Regions from separate parts of the Homo sapiens genome. Here region 1 is linked to region 2. A link is an interaction called in ENCODE POLR2A ChIA-PET data of the cell type or tissue named here. Cell type or tissue: OCI-LY7. All regions are shown on one strand. Each heading gives the region's core, and the rest is flanking DNA. Links, peaks and the distances in the headings are about the cores only.

Evidence for each region. ChIA-PET counts read pairs that join two places held together with the same protein. Peaks named below come from ENCODE experiments on the same cell type or tissue, not always from the same donor. Only the 100,000 strongest peaks of a DNase experiment are listed, where the experiment ranks them.
Region 1: POLR2A ChIA-PET joins it to region 2 with 5 read pairs; 2 of 35 experiments call an interaction of 5 or more read pairs at or near these places.

The regions. Positions count from the first base shown.
Region 1 is chr1:160,650,657-160,665,764 of GRCh38, forward strand. It overlaps LOC107985220 (a long non-coding RNA gene), which reads left to right. Exons shown (of 2, transcript XR_001738266.2): 2 at 1-9,220. Among named protein-coding and RNA genes, the nearest start is that of SLAMF1, 11 kb to the left of the region's middle. RefSeq lists enhancers at 1,391-2,201, 2,202-3,012, 2,873-3,032, 14,765-14,824, 14,838-15,108. In OCI-LY7, for the core only: no CTCF peak of the experiment used is centred there; DNase peaks (open chromatin) are centred at 995, 1,675 and 3,185; H3K4me3 peaks cover 2,941 bases; H3K27ac peaks cover 3,849 bases.
Region 2 is chr1:160,446,719-160,461,826 of GRCh38, forward strand. No RefSeq gene overlaps it. Among named protein-coding and RNA genes, the nearest start is that of VANGL2, 54 kb to the left of the region's middle. RefSeq lists an enhancer at 6,675-6,724. In OCI-LY7, for the core only: no CTCF peak of the experiment used is centred there; no DNase peak of the experiment used is centred there.

The sequences.
Region 1 (15,108 bases), core at 5-4,004, 200 kb after region 2:
GTTACAATAACTGAGAATCCAAATGGTGGAGTGAATGGCATACTGTCTACGTATTCATAAAATATCAGTTGAAATAACTAAATGATGTGAGAATATTGGCATCCTGTAAAAATGGGAAACCAATGATCCAGGTCTGATTTCAAGACTGGTGTTCTCTCCTCAAGCTGCACGGCTCCTGGAATGCATGCTGTCTATTCATGTCAAACCTTCCTCTCTCAAAGACAGACACTTATTCTCTTGTTTACTTTGCCCTTCCTCTCATTTCCAGAATTAGACCTTCTCTAGACTCGCTATGAGGCCTCTCCACTCTGATCTCCTGGATCCCCTCTACACAGATAACTGAGCTAATGCTAGGCACTATATGAAGAGTTTTCCTGTTTGGTGCAATCTAGAACTAAATAAAAACATACATTGAATGAGGGTCAGAAATGGTTTAGATGAAGGTTCTGAGGTTCTAGAGTGGATTCTATATAGAGTCCTCTCTGCCCCCAAATTCTTCTTCACCTGGAACGTCAGAATGTGGACTTATTTGGAATCAGGATCTTTCAGATGTAATTAAGGTAAGAATTGAGATGAGATTATACTGGGTGAATCAGAGTGATCCCCAAATCCAATGAGAGTAGTGCATCTTTCTAAGAAATAGAAAAAGGACACACAGAGACACAAAGAAGATGGCCATGTGAAAAGACAAAGCAGAGACTAGAGCTATGCAGCCACAATTCAACGAACACCAGAGACCACCAGACGCTGGAAGAGGCAGAGAAAGATTCTCCCCTTGAGCTTTCAGAAGGAGCAGGTCTTGCCAATATGTTAATTTTAGACCTTGTGCCTACAGAACGGTGGGAGAATGAATTTCTGTTGTTTTAAGTCATCAGGCTTGTGATAATTTTTTACAGCAGCCACAGGAAACTAATACAGGACCTGAGGGGCAATGTGACTAACCAGAGATTTGCAGTTAGTACATTTAGTATACTGAGCTGCTTCCTTGAGCTATTAAGAGCAGATGTCAACAGACCAACAACAGAAGATATACAGGTGATAGTGCCTTGTAGTTACAAAGCCATTTTCAAAAGCCTTCACATTCACAGCCTTATTTGATCCTCCTAACAGCCCTGCAAAGGAGCTGGTGGTGTTTGTAAGGCAGGATCTGGACCAAACTTGGGAATCCTGACACTGATCAGAGCTCTTTCCTTTTTCCTGGTGAGTATCACCATGAATACTCAAGAGAATAAGGAGGAAGGAAATCTTGCTATTGAACTCCCTGGATGCCTGGGGTTTCCACAGTGTTACTTCATTGATCTTGGTAGCAGTAAGAAGCAGGAGTAGTTATCCCCATTTTACAAATTGAAGTATAGTGCTGCTAAATAACTTGCTCAATGGCTCAGAGCCAAAAAAAATGCAAGAGTTGGATTCAAACCCTGGATTATCTGACTCCAGAGTCTGTGCTCTATCCATTCACCATACCACTTGCATTATACCAAGTGTGGGGAAAAGAAAGAGAGATCAGACTGTTACTGTGTCTATGTAGAAAGAAGTAGACATAAGAGACTCCATTTTGTTCTGTACTAAGAAAAATTCTTCTGCCTTGAGATGCTGTTATCTGTAACCCTACCCCCAACCCTGTGCTCGCTGAAACACGTGCTGTGTCAACTCAAGGTTAAATGGATTAAGGGCTGTGCAGGATGTGCTTTGTTAAACAAATGCTTGAAGGCAGCATGCTTGTTGAAAGTCGTCACCACTCCCTACTCTCAAGTACCCAGAGACACAATACACTGCGGAAGCCCACAGGGACCTCTGCCTAGGAAAGCCAGGTATTGTCCAAGGTTTCTCCCCATGTGACAGTCTGAAATATGGCCTTGCGGGAAGGGAAAGACCTGACCGTCCCCCAGCGTGACACCTGTAAAGGGTCTGTGCTGAGGAGGATTAGTAAAAGAGGAAGGCCTCTTTGCAGTTGAGATAAGAGAAAAGCATCTGTCTCCTGCTCGTCCCTGGGCAATGGAATGTCTCGGTGTAAAAGCTGATTGTATATTCCATCTACTGAGATAGGAGAAAACCACCTTAGGGCTGGAGGTGAGACATGCTGGAGGCAATACTGCTCTTTAAGGCATTGAGATGTTTATGTATATGCACCTCAAAAGCACAGCACTTTTTGCTTTACCTTGTTTATGATGCAGAGACATTTGTTCGCATGTTTTCCTGCTGGCCCTGTCTCCACTATTACCCTATTGTCCTGCCACATCCCCCTCTCTGAGAAACACCTGATAATGATCAATAAATACTAAGGGAACTCAGAGACTGGTGCTGGTGCGGGTCCTCCATATGCTGAGCGCTGGTCCCCTGGGCCCACTTTTCTTTCTCTATACTTTTTCTCTGTGTCTCTTTCTTTTCTCAAGTCTCTCATTCCACCCGACGAGAAACGCCCACAGGTGTGGAGGGGCAGGAATCTTAGACAGTCTTCAGGCTCTTATTGGCCAATGGCTCATTATCTGTGAAACATTCCTTCTGGCACAGGCCACAGCGTGGGCAGTAGGAGAATCCTAGGTGAGCACTATTTCCCATCCTGGCCTCCCGTGTCTGTGGCTCAGCACCATTCTTTCCCTTTGGTGATGCAGAGCCCCAACCTGAGAATGAGGAGGACTATATTTCTGTAGAAAATAGCCTTCCCCAAAAAACCTCAAGTGGGTTATGCATGGAAGCCATCTCCTACCTCTTAAACTCTTCAATGGGTCCCTAAGCCTTGCCACTCTCTCTCCTGACACTGTGGCTACGGGCACCAACGTCACCTGCCTGACAGTGTCTGGTCTGGACTGCTCCTGAGTGTCTTGGCTTCCCAGCCAAAGGTCATCATCATCACAGCCTCTGACCAGAGGTCCCCTATAGCATGAACTGACCCCACAGAGAAGGGCCACTAAGGCCAGATCACCTGGCCACATGGAGCTCATCATGAGCACATTTATCTGGATAAGGAAAAAAAAACCTGCAAAACCAAAATGAAAATACAGAATTTCCCCAAACTCCGAAACCTCTCCTAGTAGACCTGACTGAAGAGTCTAAAACTGGCCTGGGGAAAGCACTGGGAAAAAACACCCTGGGGTCCACCCTGCTGGGTAAGATGAGGAAGCCCACAGGGCAGATGGCTGATATGGAGGCTGAGCAGACTAGTCAACCAGATAGCCCTGTTGTGGCGCTGGGGCTGTTAGGGTTGAGGGGAGAGTGGAAAGAAAACTGGGCTTTGAAGTGGCTCTAGCCCAGATCCAGGCCCAGGCTCTACTCAGCTCCTTTATGCTGAATGTTCATGCCTGCCATCAGCTCCCTGGCCAGATGGATGAGCTGAGTGATCAGGCCTGGGGAGGAGGGCTGAAAATCCCACTGGCAGTGCCTTCTTCCCCGTATCCAGTCTGTGGTGCTGGGAGTGCCCACTGCAAGGCCCTCACCAGGTGTCTCACATCAGTACCTCCTCCAGCAGTTCAGACCTGCTTTAGGGAACTGGAATCTGGAAGTGGAGAGACATCTGAGGGTCTTTGCCATCTGAGGACTTCCTCTCAAACTGCTGTCATTTCCACTGATGCTCCTCCATCCTTCCAGACCCCAGACCCAATATGTGGGGATCCCTGCCTTCCTGGGGCCTGCGCTGAACTGACTCTGAATTCTTCATGTCCCTTAAGGGGTGACTGTGACCGAGAAAGAGTCACTGCTTCACAGACTCTCTCCACAGCATTTTTAGAAGCATTCATGGTAGGAATGGGGTGCTTCCTACTACCTTTCAAATGACCTCATGCGGCAGTCATGTAATTTGCTAGCCTGCTTTTTACTGGCATACATTGTTAAAGAAAGGGAAATGCCCATGCCACTCTACTCCTCTAGGAAGGAATAGGGTTCAGGAACTGGTGACAGTGGCTATTAAGTCACCAGCCTCAGATCTTTTCTGTGCTCCAAAAACTGCCTCCCATAACCCTGGTCTGCGTTCTTAGACAGAGTGGTAGATAGAAGATAATTTGCAAAGTACCCTGGAAACCCTGGATAACCACTATCGGAAGCAGAATTCATTTCTGTCTCTGAATAGTTCTGGTCCTTAACTAACCAATGACCTCCCTGAGAAACAGAGACAGCTGGGGAAATGGGGGCTGTGTGCTCCATGAAGTCATCTAATGACCCTCTGAGATACTCATGGGCCATTTATGCAGTCCAGAGCAGCGATTCCTGCACCGTCACACCAAAGAGGTGGGCTGACCTGAAGTGAGTCCAGGAAAGAGGGGAGAGCTAGGACACTTAAGCTGCTTGGAAAAGCTAGCTATAGGGTAGAAATCTTCAGTGAAGAATTCTAACTGGGACCACTGGAGAGAGAGGTGAATTGTGGAAAGTAACTCCAGATGAAGCCGAGTGGTGGAAGCCCAATCCACCTGCTTCTCCATCCACTTGCCTCTTCTCCATCCACCCACCTCTTCTCCATCTACGTGCCTGCCCCAGCACTGACCATGAGAAAACCATTTCATTGGTTTAAAATATAGTGATTCTAAACATCCTTTAATGATATATATATACTTACATGGAGTAACAAATCTAATTGTCTACCACTTAATGACTTTATCAGATAACACTGCTAGTTAAGAGAAAAATATTTAGGAATTGTAGTCTTTTTTTGACTTTAGGGTTCCATCCTCCAATGGTTAATTTTATGTGTCAACTAGATGGCATTATGAAGTGGCCAGATTAAACAGTATTTCTGAATGTGTCTGTGAGGGTGTTCTGGATGAGATTAGCATTTGAATCATGGACTCAGGAAAGTAGATTGCCCTCCTCAGTGTGGTGGGCATCATCCAATTCATTGAGGGCCTGACTAGAACAAAAAGGCAGAAAGAGGAATTTGTCCCTTTTGCTTCCCGCCTGCCTGTTGAGCCCTTGTACTGGGATTTACACCATCAGCTCCCCTGGTTCTCAGGCCTTCAAACTCGAACTGGAATTACACCACTGGCTTTCCTGGATCTCCAGCTTGCAGACAGCAGGTCATGAAACTTCTCAGTCTCCATAATCACATGAGCCAATTCCTCATAATAAATCTTTTTATGTATATATATCCTGTTGATTCTGTTTCTCTGGAGAACCCTAACTAATATTCATCTCCTCTTTTAAAAATCACAAATGTAATATAGCACTGAAGGAAATGTCTTTAAAAGAAAGAAAATAAAATGTGATCCACGTATAGTGGCTTATGCCTGCAATCCTAACACTTTGGGAGGCCAAAGCAGGAGGATCATTTGAGGCCAAGAGTTTAAGATCAGCCTGGGCAACATAATGAGACCCCAGCTCTACAAAAAAAAGTTTTTTTTTAATTAGCCAAGCATGGTGGCACATGCCTGTAGTCCCAGCTACTTAGGAGGCAGAGATGGGAGGATTGCTTGAGCCCAGAAGTTCAAGATTACAGTGAGCTATGTTTGTACCATGCAGTCCAGCCTGGGTGACATAGTGAGACCCTGTCAAAAAAAAAAAAAAAAAAAGAAAAAGGAAAAAAGAAAGAAAGGAAAATCTGCCATCATTTTTTAACTATCACAACTGCTTTCAAGTTTGCAATTTTCCAAACCTTTCTTTATAAGGCAGCAGACGAGTTTAGAACTCTAGCTACATGGTCAGATAGTCCTGGGCCCACGTCCCCATTCTGTTATTTATAAATCATCCCATGTTAGGTAAGTTATTTAATCTCTCTAAGCCACACTTGCCTCATCAGTAACAGAGTTAAGATGAAAAAAAATCTCATAGGGTTGTTGGGAGAAGTAAATGGCATAAATACAAGTAAGATGTTCACTGCAGTGCCTGACATGTGAAAGCCATTTTGCATTTGGTGTCTATCACTTTTTATGGTTTCCTGAGGTGGTCATGATTAATTAAATGACGAACACCATAAAGCTGGAGCTGGGGATGCACAGGAAGTTCTGCTGTGTTGTCAAGATCAAGGACACTCCTCAGAGACATGGAGCAGAATGCTTCAGGCACCCTACAAATGAATGTCATTCCTGGGCATCTCTATTGGAGGCAACAATAACTTTGCAACATAAATTAGGGACAAAAACACACTATAGACTATTAAGACCTTTTAGCAATTGAAGAGAGAGATGGATTTGATGTGATAAGTGTTTTAAAGTCCTGTTATAAAAGAATTGAAATTTCTCAGCATAGACTATCCCATTTCATAAAGAAAATATCAGTGTATAATATGTAACAGGAAGAGTTATATATGTAGACTATGAATCAGAACAGAAAATGTGAAACAGAATGAAAATGTGAACTGAACCCTTGGCCACACCTGATGCAGTTTCACAGAATCCACGTGTGGAGGGATTGGAAGACAATACCAAAATCACACAGTACAGTAAATGCAGTTAGTGTTTATTTTCATTGTATAAAATACCTCTGAGGTTCTCATTCTGTATGGCGGGCTTGGTCGCTTCAATTTATCTTTTTGCTTTATTATACAATTTCAAGTAAAAAATGCCTCTGGGTATCATCGTAAGTAAACATCTGATAGGCTAATCTCGAATAATAATTACAGTTAAGATTCTGGTGCCTGGGATAGACACCAAGTGCCTTTTACTAAGCAGCGGCTTAAGTGAAGTTTTTTCTTGCCTCAGTGGGTTATTCATTCCAGAAGAACATTTGTAACTACAGTCACTGGGTTGCACATAGTTTTGTATTTTTTTAAATTTAACATAATACGTTACAATGACTCACAGGTTGTTGCCTAGTTTAATGAAGAACAATTTCTTAAAGAACATTGTGTTCATTATCTCTCCTCGAAAAAAGAACAAATGAAGATCATGAGATTGTTTAAAATGTCAAATTTTGAAAAGCGTTCTATGGAGTAAAAGAAGTAAAGATCATACTCAGAGATAGACACTTCCTTCTTTAGTTTTATTGTTTCTAAATTTTGCTTTGTTGAGCAAGACCATAGAGTTAAAACAACAAGGAGTACGTTTTATCTTAAGAAATTTTCCCAGGGGTGAATAAGTCAGTTAAGAGGCAGCCTCTTTTTCTGTTGTATTTGTCTTTAAGAAGGATGGCTCATGATGCCCAGTTCTGATGACAGAACCTGGATAAAGACTATTAAAATGAACTCTGGTCTTGTCTGGGCCCCAACTGGCTGGGATATTGTGCTGCATGCTCAGATGGCATTTTGAGACCCAGCCGTCCTTCTTGGATTTCCCTCCAGCCAGAACCTCCAGCAAAAGTTTCTGTGGAGACATTTCGCCTGCAGCTTAGAATATCTACTATTTCTCCTGGATGAGACTCCCACTCCATAAGAAAATCCTTCCCTGGAACAGAGGGCTGGGAGAAAGACAAGCAATTACCGTTGCTTCCTATATTGTTTACTGAACTCTTTAAAACACAAGAATCTATTTTAAGAACATGGGTCCTTAATTTGGCTTGCTCACGGAAGTATGGTATGTCATGGGACTACAAGAAGATGAAAATTCTACAGCAGTACAGCTGAACTTTTCCAAGAGCTCAGCACCAGGTTTAACCTTACTATTATCCACAGGTAATTCACAGATGAGGAAACTGAAGCTTAGAGAGTTAAATAACTTGCTTGAGGTGACGCAGTAAATAAATAGCAGACGCAGTACTTGGATATAATCTCTACTGCCTCTTACCACACTGGCCCAGGATACATGCTGTTTAGCAAAGCCATTATCGGAGTCCTTCATATCTAGGGGCAAGAAGGCCAGATAAGGAGAGACCAGGGAAAGAGAATAGCAGTGATCCTATGCCCTCCCTTTATGACATTCCTTCTAAGTTCTTGCCCCACATCCTAATCTACTTATCATTAAGAATTTTTAACTCTTGACTTCCTTTAGTCTTTCCCGTCTTCTTAGAAACTCCTCCAGCCTTGGCCTGGGGCGCTCTCTTTCTCCCCACTCCTTTCCGCCCTTTGACCTGTCTAGCTCCCAGGAGATTTCTTGCCACTGGCCCAGGTCAACAAACAGACTCATCAGGGGCCTGCCGTAAGCATGATTCTGCTCTTCTTATCCTGAGTTATACACTGAGGCTCCACAGGCCCTGATATTTCTGACGCAAGACAGGTGAGATCCAATATTGGGGCTTAGCCCAGGAAGGCTCTTGGCTTTGCCCAAGAAAGAATTCAAGTGTGAGCTGCTGGTGTTAAACAACAACTTTTACGAAGTGACAGTGTGCAGCAGCAGGACATATACTGTTCCTTGCAGAGCAAGGCTACCCCATAGGCTGTGTGCCCAGAGTAGCAGGTCAGAGGCAGTTATGCACTCACATTTATACCCACTTCTAATTATATGCAAATTAAGGGGCAATTTATGCAGAAATTTTTAGGAAAAGGGTGGTAACTTCCTGGTTGTCAGGTCATTGCCAGGGAAAGGGGCGGTAATTTCTGAGTGTTGCCATAGCAATGGTAAACTGACATGGTACACTGGTGGGTTTGTCTTATGGAAAACTGCTTCCACTCCAGCCCTGTTTCAGCTAGTCCTCAACTTGGTCCTGTGTCTGAGCCCTGCTTCCAGAGTCAAGTCCCACCTCCTACTTTACTTCCACTATTTGACAGACTCATGGCTCTCTATTTGGGATCTTAGATATTTGGCTCCACTATTGCCCAGTTCTGCTCTTCCTTGAATGATTAATGTTTGGACAATTTATACTGCCACCCAAAGAATCTGAGGGTTCAAGTTTGACCTTATGCTAATAAAATTTTTATGCCAAGTAAGTTTCTTTTTTTTTACGTTTTAGATTCAAGGGGTGCAAGTGTAGATTTGTTACATGGGTATATTGTGCAATGCTGGGATTTGGACTTCTATTGAACCCATCACTCACATAGTTAATATAATACCCAATAGGTAGTTTCCAACCCTTACCCTACTCCCTTGCTCCTCACTCTTGGGGTCCCCAGTGTCTGTCTATTGTTTCCGTCTTTATGTCTGTATGTACCCATTATTTAGCTCCCACTTGCAAGTGAGGACATGTGATCATTAATTTTCTGTTTTTGTGTTAATTTACTTAGGATAATGGCCTCGAGCTGCATCCGTGTTGCTGCAGAAGACATGATTTCATTCTTTTTTACAGCTGCATAGTATTCCACTGTGTATACATACCACATTTTCTTTATCCAGCCCACTGTTGATGGGCACCTAAATTGATTCCATGACTTTGCTACTGTGAATAGTGCTGCAATAAACATATGAGTACAGGTGTCTTTTTGATAAAACTACTTCTTTTCCTTTCAGTAGATGCCCAGTAGTGGAATTGCTGAATCAAACGGTAGTTCTAAAATAACTTTGAAAAATCTCCATACTGTTTTCCATAGGGGTTGAACTTATTTACATTCCCACCAACAGTGTATAGTGTCCCTTTTTCTCCACATCCTTGCCAACATTTGTTATTTTTTCACTTTTTAAGAATAGCCATTCTAGCATGTGTGAGATGGTATTTCGTTGTGGTTTTAATTTGCATTTCTCTGATTATTAGTGATACTGAGCCTTTTTCATATGTTTCTTGGCCACTTGCTATCTTCTTTTGAGAAGTGTCTCTTCATGTCTTTTGCCCACTTCTTAATGGTTGATATAAATGGATGTTTTTCACCTCCAAATGTTGAAATGTAATTCCCAGTGTTGGAGGTGGAGCCTAGTGGGAGGTGTTTGGGTCGTAGAGGCAGATCACTCATGAATGGCTTGGTGTCTGTCCTACAATAATGAGTTCATGGAAGAGCTGGTTGTATAAAAGAGCTTGGCATCTCTCTCACTCTCTCTCTTGCCATGTGACATGCCTGCTTCCCATCACCTTCCACTATGATTGTAAGCTTCCTGAGGCCTCACCAGATGCTGGTGCCATGTTTGTACGGCCTGCAGAACTATCAGCCAAAAAAAACCTCTTTTCTTTATAAATTACCCAGTCTCAGGCATTCTTTCATAGCAATGCAAAATGGACTAACACCATGGGGTTATTTGTTTCTTTCTTGTTGATTTGCTTAAGTTCCTTACAGATTCTGGATATTAGTCCTTTGGTGGATGCATAGTTTGCAAATATTTTCCCCCTTTCTGTAGGTTGTATTTACTCTGTTGATTTTTTTTTTCTTTCGCTGTGCAGGAGCTCTTTAGTTTAATTAACTCCCATTTGTCAATTTTTGTTTTTGCTGTATTTGTGTTTGAGATATTAGTCATAAATTCTTTGCCTAGATTAATGTCTAGAAGAGTTTTTCCTAGCTTTTCTTCTAGGATTATTATAGTTTGAAGTCTAACATTTAAGTCTTTAATTCATCTTGAGTTAATTTTTGTATATGGGGAGGGGTAGGGGTTCACTTTCTTTCTTCTGCACATGACTAGACTGTTTTCCCAGCACCATTTATTGAATAGCGTGTCCTCGCCCCATTGTTCACTTTTGTCGACTTTGTCAAAGATCAGTTGGTTGTAGGTTTATGGCTTAATTTCTGGGTTTCATGTTCTGTTCTATTGATCTATGTGTTCATTTTTGTACCAGTACCATGCTGTTTGGGTTACCATGACCTTGTAGTATAGTATGAAGTTGGGTAATGTGGTACCTCTGGCTTTGTTCTTTTGCTTAGGATTGCTTTGGCTAGCCAGGCTCTTTTTGGTTCCATGTGAATTTTAGAATTGTTTTTTTTCTAATTCTGTGAAAAATGATGGTAAATTAATAAGAATTCTGTTAATTCGTAGATTGTTTTGGGAAGCATGGACATTTAAATGATATTGATTCTTCCAATCCATGAGCATGGACTGTTTTTCCATTTGCTGTCTCATCTGTGATTTCTGTCATCCATGTATTGTAGCTCTCCTCATAGAGATCTTTCACCTCGTTAGTCAAATGTATTCTTAGGTATTTTATATTTTGTGGCTATTGTAAATGGGATTGAGTTATTGATTTGGTTCTCAGCTTGAATGTGATTGGTGTATAGAAATGCTACTGGTTTTTGTATGTTGATTTTGTATCCTGAACCTTTACTGAGGTTCTTTATCAGGTCTAGGAGCCTTTTAGAATAATCTTTAGGGCCTTCTAGGTGCAGGATCATGTTGTCAGTGAACAGAGATAATTTGACTTTATTTTTTCCTATTTGAATGCCTTTTATTTCTTTTTCTTGCCTGATTGTTCTGACTAGGGTTTCCAGTACTAAGTTAAATACAAGTGGTGAAAGTGGACATCCTTGTCTTGTTCCAATTCTTAAGGGGAATGCTTACAAATTTTGCCCATTCTATAGGATATTAGCTGTGGTTTTTGTCATGGATTGTTATTATTTTGAGGTATGTTCCTTTAGTGCCTAGTTTGTTGAGGGTTTTTCTCATGAAGAGATGTTGAATTTTATTGAATGCTTTTTCTGCATTTATTGAGATGATCATATGGTTTTTGTTTTTAATTCTGTTTATGTGGTGAATCACATTTATTGATTTGTGTATGCTGAATTATGTCTGCATCCCAGAAGTAAAGCCAACTTAATCCTGATGAATTGTCTTTTTGATGTGCTGCTGAATTCAGTTTGCTAGTATTTTGTTGAAGGTTTTTGCATCTATGTTCATCAGGAGTATTAACTTGTAGTTTTCTTTATCTGTCGTGCCCTTGCCAGACTTTGATATGAGGATGATACTGGCTTTATAGAATGAATTGAGGAAGAATCCCTCCTCCTCAATTTCTTGGAATAGTTTTAGTAAGATTGGTACCAGCTGTTCTTTGTACATCTGGTAGATTTCCACTGTGAGTCCGTCTAGTTCTGGGCATTTTTTGGTTGGTAGTTTTTTTTTATTACTGATTGAGTTTTGCAACTCATTATTGGTCTGTTAATAATTTCAGTTTCTTCCTGGATCAATCTTAGAAGTTTATGGGTTTCCAGGAATTTATCCATTTCCTTTAGATTTTCTAGTTTGTGTGCATAGAGCTGTTCATAGTGGTCTCTGAGGATCTTTCGTATTTCTGCAATATTAATTGTAATGTCACCTTTGTCATTTCTGATTGTGCTTATTTGGGATCTTTTCTTTTTTTTTTTCTTGGTTATTCTAGTTAGCAGTCTATCAATCTTATTCATCCTTTCAAACAACCAACTTTATTTTTTTGATCCTTTGTGTGAGGTTTTTTTTTTTTTTTGTCTCAGGTTCATTTATTTTTGCTCTGATTTTAGTTATTTCTTTTCTTCTGCTAGCTTCATCAAAAAAGGTTATCATTGCATGGTTATATGTAGCTAAAGGAACATGAAGACAAATATGAATTAGAACCACAAGGATTTCACTCATTACTTGTACGACCTTGGATAAGTCATGGTGTTGGCGAAAATCAGTTTTCTTATCTATAAAATAATGCACTACAAGTTATCTCACATAGTGGATGCTATGATGTGCTGTTCCGATCTCCCCCTCAAGACCAAAGCAGTCATTCCCCATGCAGGAAGTATTGGTGGCTGACAGCTCTCAGCTGAGTTCCTCCCCAGGAACTGCCCTTAGCCAGTTCCTTCCCTGAGGAACCCACATCAAACAACTGGGCCAACTGGTTGATGAAAGGATATAAAAGTCCAGTCCCCTTTTGCCTCAGTTTGCAACAGCTCTGAGGGTCATTCTAGCTCCAGGGCTCCTCACTGAGTCAGCTGAGGACTTTGTTGCAACTGCATCCGCAGCTCAACTTCTTCCTCTGCTCACTCTTACTTCCCTCACTCCCTCACAGGTATTGATTATTTCATGGGCACTCCTCCATAAACTTTTCACACACAAATCTCCATCTCAGAGTCTGATTTTTGAAAACCTGAGCAAAGATACCTAATATGCCTTTTGAATGTTAAAACAGCAGTGTATATAAAGTACAGTATTTGCTATATTGTGAACACTCAATATTTGCTATTCTCTTCTCTTCCTCATTGTTTTGATCTGTTTTTCTTTCATTCCTGCAAGGATACACAACCCAGGACTTTCCACAGGAGGCAGTGTCTCCCCTTTCACCTGATCAAAACTCCTTTTTGCGCACAAATAATTAAACACATTCTTGGAAAGCCATTCATTCTTTGATGGAAGCCACCAAAAGTCTTAAGCAGCTGAGTGACCTGTTCATATTTTTGCTTTAGAAAGATTACCTTGCCTGGGCGTGGTGGGATTACACACCTGTAATCCCAGCACTTTGGGAGGCTGAGGTGGGCAGATCACCTGAGGTCAGGAGTTTGAGACCAGCCTGACCAATATGATGAAGCCCCATCTCTACTAAAAATACAAAAATTAGCCAGGCCTGGTAGCATGTGCTTGTAATCCCACTACTTGGGAGCCTGAGATGGGAGAATCACTTGAACCTGGGAGGCGGAGGTTGCAGTAAGCCAAGATTGCACCATTGCACTCCAGCCTGGGGCAACAAGAGTGAAAATCTGTCAAAAAAAAAAAAAAAAAAAAAAAAAGAAAGAAAAGAAAAGATTACTTTGGCCTTAGTGTGAGAGAAATTTAGGTAGACCTACAGGCTAGGAACAGATTTGAAGAAATGATGGGTCTTAACTGGAGAAGTAGCAATGAGGTGGGAGAGAAGGAGATCCATTGGAGAGTTATCTCATAGGTGGATTTTTCAGGGTTTGGTGACTTATTGAATGTGGGCTGTGAAGGAGAGTGGCCTATATACTATGGCCTTTACACTTCCAGTTCAGTTTCCCAGTAGATGGCAATGCCATTCTCTAAGAAAGGAAGTATAAGAGGTGGAGATAACTTAGGGGCAAAATTGAGAGCAAGGGGTATAAGATTATTTGTTGGCTTGGGATATGGTCAGTTTAAATGTTTACGGTTCATGCATATGGAGATTTCCAGGGGCTATTTGAAAACACAGAGCTGACTTTGAGAGGAGAAGTATAATCTGAAGGAAAGCAAACAAATATAGAAGTCATATTTTCAACTCCTTCATTTCACCCCAAGAAAGCTAATACTTAGAGACTAAAACTTCTAAGGGACTTACCATATGGCTAGTTTTTGAAAAGCCGTAACCAGAAACCAAATCTCTTGGGTTTAGGTCAATCCACCCATATCCTGATTGAGTTTCATTATGCTCTATTTACCTTCATGGTTCCCCAATCTAACAATGCCTGGCATACAGCAAGTGCTAAAAATGTTTGTGGAATGAATATACTGATTGTGGCCTTTTTTGGTGGGGGTAGAACTGGCCCCACACCTTCACATCATCACTGGAATTATGCCTCAGAAGCATCTTGGAAGTCAGCAGACCTAGGGAAGTCCTACTTAGCCATGAAATTTGCATTTCCCCAGGTACCTCCCAACCCCTCTCCACTTCCTCTGAGAGCAAAACCTCCGTTGTTCATGTCACACCCATGGGCAGCCTTTGTGCTCAGTACACAGACCTGATTGAGAAGATTGATAAAAGCAAAATAGAAAGAAGCCGTGATCTGGGTCATATGAGTTATACAACCATTTCCCTCTTATTTTACACTTGGGGAAACTTAAGCTAAGAGATCTTGTCTTAATTCATTAAAATTAGAGTTGCCAGCCCAGAAGAGAGGAAGGAGAAGTTTGGGACAGAGGAAGGCAACTAATACTTATTGAGCACTTACTGTATGGCAGACTTTATGTGGAATGATTTATTGAGGTTATCTCATTTAATCCTGATTTTAAAAATCATCCACATACGGAAACCGAGGTTTAGAAAGTTTACTTTTCCTGAGGTTCAGAAGCTGGTAAATGACGGTTCTGGAACTCAAACTCAAGGCTGTCTGGCTCCAAAGGTCATGCTCCTTCCCCTATACCACACAACCTCCCAGAAGCTTGAAATGTGGTTCTGGGTACTAGGTATAAGCTTGAAGACCAACCAAACATGCTCATTCCAGTGCTCTCTCTAGGAGCCAACAAGCCCTCCAACATTGCCCCCCTAGAAGGTCCTGCAAAATTGAGTTGTCTAGGGTTTGACAGAGTCCAGAAGACATTTTCGAACATAAGAAGGGCAATGGGTCAAGCCCCAGGGAGTACCCAGTAGTATCAACAAAGAAAGGAGAATGTGTATTTGACTTCCAGCCTCAGCCCTGCTGGTAACTTGCCAGACGGCCTTGGCCTGGCCACTTCCTTCCTGTCCTCCACCAAGATTACAGAAAATTAGGAAATGCAAATTTTATGGGCTTCCCTGCTG
Region 2 (15,108 bases), core at 6,719-10,718:
AAATTTTTGGAAGGGTGTAACTGAGTACTTTGCATTGAATTTTGGGAAGTCTGTTGCATTCTCTTAATTCACCCAACAGTACCAGCCAAACTATAATACAAAACTTGAGGTTCTTACCTGAAATATGAATGAGAGAACTATGCTATGCTTACATTTCTACATAACTTGCCTTCTTTCCACATGCCTATTTTTCGTTTTGTTTGGTTTTTAAACTAAACTGGTTGAAACTGAATCAGCACGGATTTTAAGCTTTCTTCTGGTCTCAGGTTTAAACTGAGTTTCCAGTCTTTGGTGCCTATTGCTAATGGGATGGTGGTGGGGTGTTTACGAGGGTGGGGCGGGGACCGTTGGCACAATCCATCCTGTTTCCACAGCAGATACCTCCCATTTCCTGTTTATTTTTTTAACGTTCTATATAGAAATAGTTTGTACAACTTCGAATAAAAAAAAAGAGTTTCAGGGTGGAAAAAACCAAGCCATCTGCAAGCCCTACTGAGGCAGAAATCCACCCTAGTCTGGGCAGCCTGTGGCTTTGTCTGAAAAGGGACCTTACACATTCAGAGCTTCTGTTCCTGGTATCCTCAAAGCCTTGGCTGACCTTGACTCCCTGGCACAACTGGCTCCCCTGGAAAGGTGGCTTGGGATTTGTGAGTTCAAGACTCTCAGTTTTGCACTAGGAGACTGGGGTTAGGAAGAGCATGCAGTTTAAATCTCTGTTCTGTTCACTAGACTTCATGAAAGCAGTGGTGGTTCTATCTTAACTCCTTTTGGCTGCTTTGCCTCCAATGTCTCCATGCTGATAATGTTGCTCTTGTGATGAATGATAACGGACTGATATGGACGTGTAAGAGAATAAGAATAGTGACAGTCATAGTGCTTGCATGGAATCTTCTGTTTTTTTCAAAGCATATTCACATAATTCTTCATTTGCACCTTTCTGAAACCATCTGAAGAAATGTGACAGAAGAGAATGGGACCCAGTAACAAAACTAACATTGATAAATTATTTATGAAGTGCCAGGCATTAAGCTAAGCTATATACAGTATTGACAACACTTTATTTATGTACATACATATTTACATACATTTCATAATAACTGTGTAATATAGGTACTGTTATCTACCTCTACTTTACACAAGATGAAATCGCTGACAAAAAATTGATTAATTGGGCCAAGGAGACATAGCTTATAAGTGTTGGGCTGGGATTCAAACGTGGTCTGCCATCTGCAGAGTCCAGTGTTTAACCACTAACAAGTGGAATCTAGGGTAAAGGGCACCTGTGTGGTATTATAACTCAGGTTAGAATCCAATTCGTTACCTTAGAACCTGGGTTTCCTGACTTTTATCCAGTGATTGTTTCTTGCTTTTTTCATTCTTTTATTGTGAAATATGTCATACACAGACTATATTGGATGAACACACACATTCAGTTTTTGTTGAACCATGCATGTGAAATTGTCAATATTTGCTCAGATTTGGCACGTAACAATAGCAACTTCATGATTTAATATACCATATTGTATTTTAATGAACTATATTAATTCATTCATATGCATATATATATATATACACACACACACACATATATATATATATATATTTTTTTTTTTTTTTTTGAGAAGGAGTCTTGCTCTGTCACCCAGGCTGGAGTGCAGTATGTGATCTCAGCTCACTGCAACCTCCATCTCCTGGGTTAAAGCGATTCTTGTGCCTCTGCCTCCCGAGTAGCTGGAATTACAGGCATGCGCTGCCATGTCTGGCTAATTTTTGTATTTTTAGTAGAGAGAGGGTTTCACCATGTTGGCCAGGCTGGTCTCAAACTCCTGACCTTAAGTGATCCACCCGCCTTGGCCTCCCAAAGTGCTGGGATTACAGGCATGAGCCACCATGCCCAGCCAATTCATTCATATTTAATGAACCTATTTAATGAACTACTATATCCTGGTTTAATGAACTAGTTTAAAGTTAAGCAAACCCTAATATAAGCAGCACACAGTTTAAAGAGTAGAGCATTGCCCTCTATGTGCCCCTCCTCCTCCTCCTTGCCCTCTGTAGATAATACTATGCTGACTTTTGTGATAATCATTTCTTTTCTTTGTAGTTTAACAACTGTGTTGGCATCCTTACAGAATATAGTTAGTTTTGCTTGTTTATGTCTTTATATAAATGGGTTATACTGCAAGTGTTCTTTTTCAAGTTGCTTTTTTCATTCAATATTAGGTTTATGAGATTTTCCAGACTGATGCATGCATTTATAGTTTTAATTAATTAATTGATTTTTATTTCAATAGCTTTGGGGGTACCAGTGCTTTTTAGTTACATGGATGAATTGTAGAGTGGTGAAGTCTGGGCTTTCAGTGTATCCATCACCCAAATTAGTGTACATTGTACCCAATAGATAATTTTTCATCCCTTATTCTCATCCCAACTTCCCCCTTTGTGAGTCTCCAATGTCCATTACACCACTCTCTTAGATTTCCAATCCATGAGCATGAGATGTTTGTTTGTGTCATCTATGATTTCTTTCAGCAGTGTTTTGTGGTTCTCCTTGTTGGTTAAGTATATTCCTAGGTATTTTTTTTTGCTAGCTATTGTAAATAGGATTGAGCTCCTGATATGATTCTCAGCTTGGTTGTGTTGGTGTATAGCAGTGTTATTGACTTGTATACATTAATTTTTGTAACCTTAAGATTTGATGAATTCATTTATCAGATCTAGAGATATTTTAAACAACTAAACTAGATCTACACTTGGATCCAGCAATTCCGCTACTGGGTGTCTACCCAGTAGGAAGGAAAATAAGTCATATTAATAAAGACACTTACACATGTATGTTTATTGCAACACAATTCATGATTGCAAAGATAAGGAATCAACCCAAGTGCCCATCAACCAATGAGTGGATAAAGAAAATGGTGTATATACATGCCACGGAATACTACTCAGCCATAAAAAAGAATGAAGTAATGTATTTTGAAAAAACTTGGATGGAATTGGAGGCCACTATCCTAAGCGAGGTAACTCAGGAACAGAAAACCAAATACTGCATGTTCTCACTTTTAAGTGGGAGCTAAGCTGTGGGTATGCATTTATAGGGTTTTTTTTGTTTGTTTTTTTGTTTTTGTTTTTTTTTTTGAGATGGAGTCTTGCTTTATTGCCAGGCTGGAGTGCAGTGGCACTATCTCGGCTCACTGCAACCTCTGCCTTCAAATGATTCTCCTGCCTCAGCCTCCCAAGTAGCTGGGACTACAGGCACATGCCACCACGCCCAGCTAATTTTCGTATTTTTAGTAGACACGAGGTTTCACCATATTGGCCAGGATGGTCTTGATCTCTTGACCTCGTGATCCGCCTACCTTGGCCTCCTAAAGTGCTAGGATTACAGGTGTGAACGACTGCGCCTGGCCTATAGTTTTTATTGTTGTTGTATGATATTCCGTTCTGTGAATAAATCACAGTGTACTTATTCATTCTACTGTTGAAGAGCATTTTGGTTGTTTCTGGGTTTTAGCTAATTAGCACAACACTCCCGTGAACATTCCTACATGTGTCTCCCGGTGCAGATGGCAGAAATCCCTCCAAGTCTAGTGTACATATTTATGGGTAGATTTACTGAGTGGAAGACAAAGCTAAACCATTTACACTAAATGACTCTGCACCCAGCAGGTACCAAGTTTCCATTGCTCCACATCCTCTCTTACACTTGGCGTTATTAATTTTAATGTGTTTGTCATCTAGGGGTGTGTAGTGATCCTTCGCTGTGATTTTAATGTACATTTCCTGGATTATTAAAGAGGGTGAACAATTTTACGTATCTTCAGTGATCATTTGGATTTCCTCTTTGCCCTTTGGGAAATGCTGTTCATGTGTCTCCCTCTCTCTCTCTCTCTGTGTGTGTGTGTGTGTGTGTGTGTGTGTGTGTTCACAGGAATTCATTACATGTTTCTGGATATTAGTCCTTTGTCAGTTACATATACTGTAAATATCTGCTCCCAGTTGTGGCTTGGTTTTTACTTTCTTTATGGTTTCTTTAAGTAAAAGGATTTTTAAAAATTTAATGTATGTGTATGATTAGTGCTTTTTATGTCTTGTTTAAGAAATCCTTTTTTATGCCAAGATCATGAAGATATTCTCCTATATTGCCTTTTAAAATCTTTGTATTTTTGTCTCTTACATTGAGGTCTTTCATACTCTTAGAATTGAGTTTTGTGTATGGCGTCAGGTAGTGGGAGGAGGTCTAGTTGTTCCAGTGTGATTTATTTTTAAAAATCCATTGTTTTCCTACTGATACGCATTGCTATCTTTGTTATGTATCAGTTTTCCGTGGCTTTTTCCAGTGGGGTAATCACTGTCCCCTGTTCACTTTTGAGAACAATTGATGATTAACTTTATGTACTTGTTCTCTCCTCCGTTTATTTTTTCTATGTGGTTATTTTACAGATGTAGTATCATGAAAACACTACAGTGTAATCAGTATTATCTCTTAACTTCCTTGATTTAACTCTAGTCAGACTACCCATTCATGCCTTGTAAGTCCCCTTGGATGCTGTGTCCCCATCGGTGGCCTCGTCCCAAGTCATGCAAATCAGAGCTGCGTGTTTGGTAACTGTTATGAATAGTTGACTCTCAGGCTTTGATACCTGGGGAGAAGAAGGAGAAAATTCAAGTCACTAAGCAAATAATTTGGGCAGTGAACTAAAGGAGTAGTACCTGCAGAAGTTGCATACTAAGCTGGAAGCAAGAGGTTCTCCATCCTTTCTTTAGCTATTTTTTGTGTGATCCTGTTCTCAGTTTTCTTATTTGTTGGGCTACATGAGCTACACTATCTCTTTCACTTCTAAAATTCAAATGAGACTCTGTCACCATCTTTCTGTGTGACTATATGTATCTAAATATCTTTTTGGTTTTCCTTTCCATAGCTCCAGTTTCTCTTACAGAGACTATTTAGAGTGAGTACTAAGTAAATATTTGATTTCTTCCTGCTTTGGGTAGAACAGCGCTGATGTATCTAAGGAGGAAATGGAAAAGAGGACTCTTAGTTGATGAGAGTTGATGAGAAGTTTATGAGAAAGGGCGAAGAGCCACCCAGTCTGCCCCTGGGGTCACTTTGAAGCTTAAAACAATACGTCTTCTTTGAACCTGTTTCCTCCACTAGCAAATGAGGATATCAATAGCTACCTCACTTTATAAACTTGTTGGGAAGATCACATCAGATATTATACCTGTAAATAATAAAGTATCTTTTAAATGGAAACAACTGTATAGGCATTCACTAGGCATCCACTCTGCCACATCTTATTTGCATAGCTTCTTAAGGTTTCAAAGACCTTTCACACACATCTCACTTGACTCTTACAACCTACCTACTAAGGAGGCAAAAATGACAAGGAATAGTTGTGTTTGTCCAGGGGCACACAATCAGAATTTTAGAACAGATATTACCAGCTGTCTCGTTTACCTTTCCTAATCCTCATTGTACAAATTAAAAAGCTCAGGTTCAGAGAAGTTAGAAGACTTGGCCAGGATCACACACAAGTACACTATCAGGGAACATGCCTTCTTGCATCTACTCCAGTATTCCTCCCATGATACCATGTTGTCTCTAAAGAAGTTCTGGACTGTGAAATGCTTGAGGACTGGGATCATAAATCCAGCCTTGGTAATTTTGTTTCCAGATTGTAATTTTCCAGGCACCTAGCATATTTGCTATCCTTGCATTTCTTTCTTTCTTTCTTTCTTTTTTTTTTTGAGACAGAGTCTCGCTCTGTCGCCTAGGCTGGAGTGCAGTGGCCCGATCTCAGCTCACTGCAACCTCCGCCTCCCGGGTTCAAGCGATTCTCCTGCTTTGGCCTCCTGAGTAGCTGGGATTACGGGGGCATACCACCACACCCGGCTAATTTTTGTATTTTTAGTAGAGACGGGTTTTCACCATGTTGGCCAGGCTGGTCTCAAACTCCTGACCTCAGGTGATCCACCCGCCTCGGCCTCCCAAAGTGCTGGGATGACAGGCATTAGCCACCGCGTCCGGCCTGTCCTTGCATTTCTTGGTGGTTTACAGGATTATGACTTCTCCTTCTGTCTTTTCACTCACCCAATGTAATACACAAGGATCAATCATGCAAGTTATTATCAACTTAGTAAAAAGTGAGTAAATTTGCTGAATAAGATATGTTTTTTTGAGACAGCATCTCACTCTATCGCCCAGGGTGGAGTGCAGTGGTGTGATCTTGGCTGACTGCAACCTCTGCCTCCCAGGTTCAAGCGATTCTCATGCCTCAGCCTCCCGAGTAGCTGGGACTACAGGCATGCGCCACCATGCCTGGCTAATTTTTGTGTTTTTAGTAGAAATGGGGTTTCACCATGTTGGCCAGGCTGGTCTCGAACTCCTGACCTCAAGTTATCCACCCACCTCGGCCTCCCAAAGTGCTGGGATTACAGGCGTAAGCCACCATGCCGGGCCAGAATAAGATATTATATACCAAAATGTAAATAATCTTAGTTTTAGTGATTTTGGTCTACTTTACCGATAGGGCCTCTTGACACGGTTGATATCAAAGTGCTGCCTTGAACGGTTTTATGCGGTCCCTTGGACTTTCCCATTGATGTCTCCTAACTTTTTACTCTGTTGCTCTTTGTCCTTTACCCAGAACATGCTCCATAGCCATCCACCAGTGCCAGCCCATCTTTGAATGCTGTACTCAATTCCCTTGGCCTTTGCTTCTGCTTTAAAGCTGGCAGGCTTCTTTTACTTATATCAGCTTTCTGTTTGAACCTCAAATGCTCAAAAATAATTCCTTTTAAACATTTCCTGCCACCTTTCTTGGATACTAATGTAGTTCTCAGAGTGTATGGGGGATTACTCATATAAAGCCTCAGTGCTTCAAAGTGAGGAATAACTGTGTAATAAATAGATCTGGCCGAGGATGAAATGAGTGTTAAACAAGACAGTCGCTGATATCACCGGACGTTGTCTAGCTAGGCTGGGTAACTACCCATCAGACGTGTTACAGAGGCATTTAAACAGGTGATGGGAGTTTAAGGTGGCCTTAAGAGCTTTCCGACACTAAAAATGTCGTGATTCTGTGTTAGCAAATTTACTAGCAGATTGACTGCTCTTCTACTTTTATGAGTCTCCTAAACTGAAAATGGGCATGAGGGATCTTTTTGGGATGGTGAAATGTTCTAATATTAGACTGTGGTGATGGTTGTCCAACTGGATACATTTACTAAATATCGTTGAACTGAATACTTCACACCAATGATTTCATGGTATGGGAATTATGCCTCAATAAATCTGTTTTTAGAAAGTCTCTTAAGACTATAACTGCCATATTTTGAAAACAATGTATTTATTTTAAAACATACATTATATAGGTTTAAAGTGTATGCTAATAATTTATACACTTTTAAGAGGCTAGATATTCAAATAAGAAGTTAAATTTAATACCTGGAAAATTATCTAGAATATATTAAAATGATGCACACTTAAACATGGATGTAAATCACTACCAAAGCTGTTGCCCTATTTTAAAAAATTATTTAGTTAGTTTTAAATTTACATACAGTAAAACTTATTCTTTGTGGTATATAGTTTCATGGATTTTTGCAAATGCATATAGTCCTGTGACCACCCTCACAATCAAGATGCAGAACAGTTTCATCACCCTCAAAAATTCCCTTGTGCTACCAATTTGTAGTCATCCTCTCTCCCCACCTGCAACTCTGGCAACCACTGATGACTTCTCCGTCATTATAGTTTTGCCTTTTCAATGACATTATACAATATATACAGTTTGAAGAGAGATTTTCAAACTTAAAATTTATTCATTTTAATAGTTGAATTATGAAAATAATGGTTATTTTGGGGTTGGAGGGATTTCCCTGCTGGTAACTAGTCAGATGAAGAAGAGTGAGGTAGACGGAGGCAGTATAAGACTAGCCTGAATTCAGTCACACTTGTAGAATCACAGGTGGTTAGACTTGGAAGGGTTTTTGGAGTCATTTAGCTAACATCCCAATATGAAGAAACTGAGGTCCAGAGGGAAGAATGAGTCTCAAACTTGCGCAACTGTGTGGAGCTGGCCTAGCCCTCAATTTCCCAATAGTCAACTTCAGTATGCTTTCAACTACTATACGCCCTGATTCGTACTATCAGTTTTGCCTGACTCTGAGTTCTAGCACAAATTCTTCCCCTTTGAAATTCCTCTGCCACATCCCTGATTGCTGATGATCAAAACAATACTTGATATTTATCACTAGCACTGGAAAAAAGGACAATTTCTGAACTATCATCTCATTAAGTTATGATTCCTGACTCTTTGCATCATGAAACCATAACTCATTCACGACTCTTAACTCATCATTACTGGATGGGTGTTCATTCTGTTATAGGCAAAATGCCCAAGAGAAAATATACAATCCAGAATTAAGTCATTTTGAAAGGCAAGAACTGGAAAGACCATTAGAAATAACTTGAGGTGGTTTTTAGGCATCCTTAGGCATCTCCAAAGTTCCCACTGGGAGCACCTCAGGAGAGGGGTAAGGAAAAGGCTCAGTGGTAGCTGTGCCACCTCCTCTGATAAAACCATTTGTGATCACTTTCATTCTTCCTGAAAGGCTTCCTGTAACATTTCTTACAGCGCTGATATGCTTGTGGTGAATTCTTTCAGCTTCTGTATGTCTACAAAAGTCTTTATTTTACCTTTTTTTTTAAGGTTATTTTCACTGAGTATAGGATTTTATGTTGACAGGTGTGTGTGTGTGTGTGTGTGTTTCCCTCCTTGCTTTTAAGATGTTGCTCCAGTGTCTTCTGGCTTGCATTGAGAAGTCTCTTTTTTTTTTTTTTTCCCCCAAGACTGAGTTTCGCTCTTGTCGCCCAGGCTGGAGTGCAATGGCCTGATCTCAGCTCACTGCAACCTCCCCCTCCCAGGCTCAAGTGATTCTCCAGCCTAATCCTCCCTAGTAGCTGACATTACAAGTGCCCCCCACCATGCCCGGCTAATTTTTGTATTTTTAGTAGAGATGGAGTTTCGCCATGTTGGCCAGGCTGGCCTTGAACTCCTGACCTCAGGTGATCCACCCACCTTGGCCTTCCAAAGTGCTGGGATTACAGGCGTGAGCCACCGCGCCCAGCCAAGAAGTCTGCTTTCATTTTTACCTTTCTTCCTTTGTACATATTGTGTCTTTTTTCTCTGTCTGCTTTTAAATTTTTGTTTTTATTAATGGTTTTAAGTAATTTGATTATGATGTTCCTTGGCATACTTCTCTTAAATTTCTTATGATTGGGATTTAGTGAGCTTCTTGGTTATAAGAATTTATAGTTTCACCAAATTTGGAATATTCGGTGACTATTTCAATTTTTTCCTCCCTTCCTTCTACTTAAAAAATTAAAAGATATTTTAAATTGAAGCAGCCATGAAAGTACATGTCAGGCCTTTTATTTTGGGCAGTTGATTGGTGACTCCAGCAGCTGTTCTCTGACTCTACCTTGTATTTCCACTGAAGCCAGACTTTTAATGGGCTGCTCCTAACCAATGATTAAATGTGGTACAAATGTGAATGCAGACCTTTTTCTGCAAGATGCAGACTCTTCTGATGGGTGACTTTGACTTGAGGACTCCCCATCAGCCTGGCTGACACTTTTATTTTTTTGAGTCAGAGTCTCACTCTGTCACCCATGCTGGAGTGCAGTGGCATGATCAGGACTCACTGCAACCTTGACGTTCCAGGCTGAAGCGATCCTCCCACCTCAGCACTGCCAGCCCCCACTCACCCTGCTGCACCGCCCCTTGAGTAGCTGGCACTATAGGCATGTGCCACCATGCCCTGCTATTTTTTTTGAATTTTAGTAGAGATGAGGTCTCACTGTGTAACCCAGGCTGGTCTGGAACTCCTGAGCTCAAGTGATCCTTCTGTCTTGGCCTCCCAAAGTGCTGTGATTACTTACAGGCGTGAGCCACTGCACCTGGCCTGAAACTATCTTAGAACAGTGCAGAAGTCTGAGACTATTCTTACTTAATCCTTCTTCCTTTCCTCTCTTTTTCCCAGGGTTCGCATCTACATGGTCTAAGGAGTTTCCCTATCATCTCCATCTCTATCTTCTTTTTCCTTCACAGCCATCTCCCCCAATAAATCTTTGGCATCTGCTTCCTGGAGGATCTGAGCTAACACGTTTATTATTACCATTATTTTATTTTTATTTCCCATCAGTATAAGATTTCACTTAAATAAAAGGTGGCTCACACCTGTAATCCAGCACTTTGGGAGGCCGAGGCGGGTGGATCACCAGAGGTCAGGAGTTTGAGACCAGCCTGGCCAACATGGTGAAACTCCATCTCTACAAAAAAATACAAAAATTAGCCAGGTGTGGTGGCACGCGCCTGTAATCTCAGCTACTCGGGAGGCTGAGGCAGGAGAATTGCTGGAACCCAGGAGGTAGAGGTTGTGATGAGCTGAGATCACACCATTGCACTCCAGCCTGGGCTGATAACAGCAAGACTCTGTCTCAAAATAATAATAATAATAAATAAAATAAAATAAAAAGAAAAGATTCCATATCTAAAAGTGTTTGAGAACTGGTGATCTATTTTTTACCATGTTATAGTTGAGGGACTGAAGCTTGGAGATCTCTTTTGGATACTAAGTTTCCAAACTGAAATCAACCTAAATTATGACAATAGTCAAGTCATAAAGGCTTGTTCTTTTTTTCTGGGGTCTTGAGGCCCTGGACCAAAATTCGGCACCAATGTCCTAATCATGACATTACTACTAACTTCTTTATAGTACATGACAAGCTACTTACCTTCTCTAATCTTATTAAAGGGCTTGGGTTAGCTTATCTATACAGACTTTTTAACTCTAAAATGTAACTTTATAGGTGAGAAAACTTAAATAATTTACCTGACCAACTATCCAAAAACTTGTTAGAGAAAGACTGTATGGATTGGATTTTTTTCTCTAATAGCCAATACAATGCTCAAGACTTTTTCTTGTATTGAACTGTCTTTGGGAAAATATCCTGATAAACCACTCATGGCAAAAGATGTGGCCATGGACTTCAGGAACCAATAGAGTTTTTAAAAAATGGCTGAATTGTTCTGCATAAGCAGAGGAAGGAAGGAATTTGGTTTTGATCCTAGGAGGAAACAGGAAAGGGAAGGAGGAAGGAGCAAAGCCTTAAGAGGGTATAAAACCAGAGAGGTACATGGAGTGAAAATCCCTGGGGATAGAATGGAAAAAGGGGCTTTTAAGGTTAGAGATACCCAACGTTTAATTGGAAACTTTTTGCTGTATTATTGAGGTTTCTGGTGTTTGAAAGTAACATAAACCCAGTTCCAAGAAGCTTATACAAAAAAGGGATCTTAGTGGCTCACAACATTTGGAAAGATTCCAGGATTGTTTGCTGCATCCAAGGAAGAATTATAGAAACTAAAGCGGCAGACACCGTACAGAAACTTGAATTAACGCTGCCAAATCTCTTTCTCTCCCTCACTCCATCCTTTCCTTTCCTATCTTTCTCATCTCTGCTTAACTCTGTTTCCCTTTCCATGTTGACCTCACATTTTCCTATGACAGAAAGGACTTTGCCATGTGAAAGAGACAGAAAGGAGACATGGTTGCAGCCAGACTCAGCTCAGCAACCATAGAGAGCTTTTTTCTCTAAGTATCCATATAACAATTCCAAGGATGTGTTATAATTGTCCCGGCTTGGATTACATGTCCATCCCTTGTCAATGCCAGGGAAATAGAGCACCATGATTATCCCACACAGGTCATGTACCTCTGTTTTTGCCTGGGGCTAAGGGTCTTTAATGAGAAGAAAGGAGGTGGAAATTCTTGATGGGAAGATAAAATGATAGTTGCCACTTTGTGTTGCTTCAGTGTAAACCAATGCCTCTTTCAAAAACATTCAGTATAACCAGAATGTTCCATCCATGCAGCAGCCTTGTGTACATCGGGCTGTTTAGGTGAAAATTATGGCAAGGATGCTGGGCCTTGCCTAGGTTTAAGGTGGTAACAAATAAGGAAACACCCACAAGGGGTCAAATGACCTGTAATCTGAACTAATTCAACTGAATCAGGAATTTGGAGCCAGAGGTGACCATGGGAGCCATGTCAGGAAAGGATGTGGAATAGAGGCTTAAGTGCAGCTTATATGCCTTTGTGACCAGGAATGGAGCAGATGTACAATTGCTGGCTAGTTTTCCCATGGGGTATATTTTAGGTTCTTCAAAGATTCCTTTGCTGGGAACTTTTAACTGTAATTCCTGTGAGGTAGGTGGTGCTTCTTATGTGACTGGCTGGTTTTCACTTCAACTTCCGGGACTGAGCTTCCCAGAGTTGGTTATGGTTATCACTCTATAATGAGCTTTCAAACAGACTCCTGGCCAACTCTGACTTGGAAAGTCTATGTGTGGTCTTGGGAAACACTTCTGCATTGTTTTCCTACCATCTGTAGATGGTCAGTCCTCATTCTTTCTCTGCTGTGTGGCCTCAGGCACATCTATCAACAGCCTGTCTTCACATTCCTTATATATGCCAAACTCCAGAGGACAAATGTCACTCTGAGTGATCTTCCACTTATGGTCCTGTTGAAGCTCATTCAGCTGGCTTGAAGTGAAGGGAAAGTCTCCCTTCCCCATGGAAGGGCGCCCCCCCTTCCCCATAGTAGCACAGCATTCCAATGACTCTTTATGGAGAAATCCTCTCCCCTCCTTCTCTTCAACTTCGACTCCTGATATGGGTGATGTGCCAAGAGCCACAAAGCCAGCTTTTGGTCATCTCCTTTGTCAATCCCTGAAAAAGTGGGCAAGCTTTGTAATGTGGGGAGAGCTTAGCATCTATTGTTTTGTTTTGTTTTGAAAGCAACCACACCAAGGCTAACTGATTTTTGGAGCCTGGGCTCAAACTAAACAAGAAAGAATCTCATTTTAAATCCTTTTACACATGCATTATCTCACGTAATCGTTTAGGTATATTGGTCCCATTTTACACATGGGAAAACAGGCTTAGAGAGGTCAAGTGATTTGTTCAAGGTCTCATGGTAAGTGGCAGAAAAATCTAAACCCAGATTTTTTCTGACTCCAAAGTTAGTGCTCGTTCCACTTTGAAACTGTTAATTGATTACCAGAGTCCTGAGTCTTTTGGTTAATGCTCTGAGTTGGCATGGGGAGTCTTGTTCAAGCACTGGTACCTCTGACTCACGACTGTGTTCTTAGTCCATTCACCTCTGCACCTAAATTTTCCTTTATGTAAGTGTGTCACATAAGAATAATAATAATACTTTTTTTCCCTGCTTCCCAACAGAACTGTGTTGATAATGAGGTTTGAAGGTGGGTGGGTAGGAAAAATTTGTTAGAACTAAAAATGTTTAAACACCCACTACTATATGCCAGGCAGGCTCTGTGATAGGCTTTTTACAGACACTATTTAATTTAATCAAAGTTGACTAAAAAATATTTAGCAACTGGTCCAGCGCAGTTGCTGGCCAATCACAATGATGCTGGCTACTGACTGTCAAACTGTGCCAGGGAGACTGCTGGAAGAGGGGGTGCAAAGCACACAGGGCCAGCCAGCCAGCCAGCAAGGAGTGGCCAGCGTTACTCTCAGAGCGCCCCACGACAAAGTTCCTGCTCTTTTTAGTTATTTGAACACTTCAGAAGAAAGCAGCCACACCAAGGATAGCTATTATTATTCTCAGAGGTAGTTACTCAGAAGTTATTTGGATAAGGGTAAACAAGGCTAAGAAGTTTCATTTTTAGGGTTCCGCTTTCAAAGGAACACCGTTTTGCTCCTTTCTCTTATTTGTCTCTTTCTCATGCTGCTGGTGGACCAATGTCAAAATCTTGTGCTCAAAACCTTACTTCCTGTCCTTGTAGTAGCAATTCCCAATGGAGAAACATTTAAAGCACTGAAAGCAACACTCAAAAGAAGGAAAGAAAGGATAGAAAGGGAGGCGTGGGGGAAGATCATGAGGAAGGAAGGAAAAAAGAAGGAAAGAGAAATAAAATCAAAGAAGGAAGAAACAGTTCAGACCAGTTTGCAGATTTAGAAGTCATTTCTGGCTCCCTAACAGTTTTCATCCTCAGAGTGCTTTCAGGCCACCAACATGTTCACGCAATACTGGGCCGTGATCATCATGACCCAGGAGGGGAGGTAAGAGTGAAAGGTGGAGTCGACATTTACTGTGGAAAAACCAAGGACAAACAGGAAGAATTAAAACAGGAAATGACTCATGAACAATGGAAGGGGTGCTCCCCTCACTTTTATTATCCCCCTCAGAGAGAAAGAGTTTCCACTAGCTTTGTTTTTGGGAGTTTTTCTTCAACAACAACTCTAACTCTAACCCTCCTAACCCCCTTCTTTGAGGGAGACTCAGTTTTTCCAAAGTTGCAACACACTTCTCTACCCTCTTCTTTCACCCCAGCTTCTCATGAGGCATCTTAACACTGAATATTGTGTTCAATATATGCTTTTGAAGAAAACAGAGGAAAACGCAAAGATTAGTAAATGGATTATTTGAAAAAAACCATGGCAGCTGTTTCAAATTTTAGGGATGTTGGTAAAACTCATCTGAGAAGTAGAAGGCTATTGGGTTTAGACAAACTCCTTAACGGGCCACTTTGTTCAGATCTAGGCCCCATAGCATGTTCTGAAAAGAGATATACTGTGAGTAAAAATAGTTTAAATTGGTCTGTGTACTGGAGTCTGGAGTGACAGGTGTGTTTCAGTTTTTTCCTGGAAGAGTGGGGGAGTTTTGTGCTGGTAAACGTTTAACAATCACCTCTCCAATAACAACAACAACCAAACAATACAAAGTACTCTAAAACTCTGATTTGTAGCACTTGTCCATTTCTGTGGTAGCATTTCCATCAAGTCACTGAGTTAGGAAAAGATGTGCACCATTATATAGTGTTTCCTCTATGTGTGTGCAGTAGATGTAAATCCTCTCAAGAGCATAGAATAGTAAAGGATAGTAAAATAATTAAGAAGTGATGCATTTGAGTACTTACTACCCTTTTAAAAATATATAATTTATTTAAATATCAGCATTTAGTTACTGACGGGATGCTTAACAGCTAACTTGCAGAAATCCTGAAATTTTAG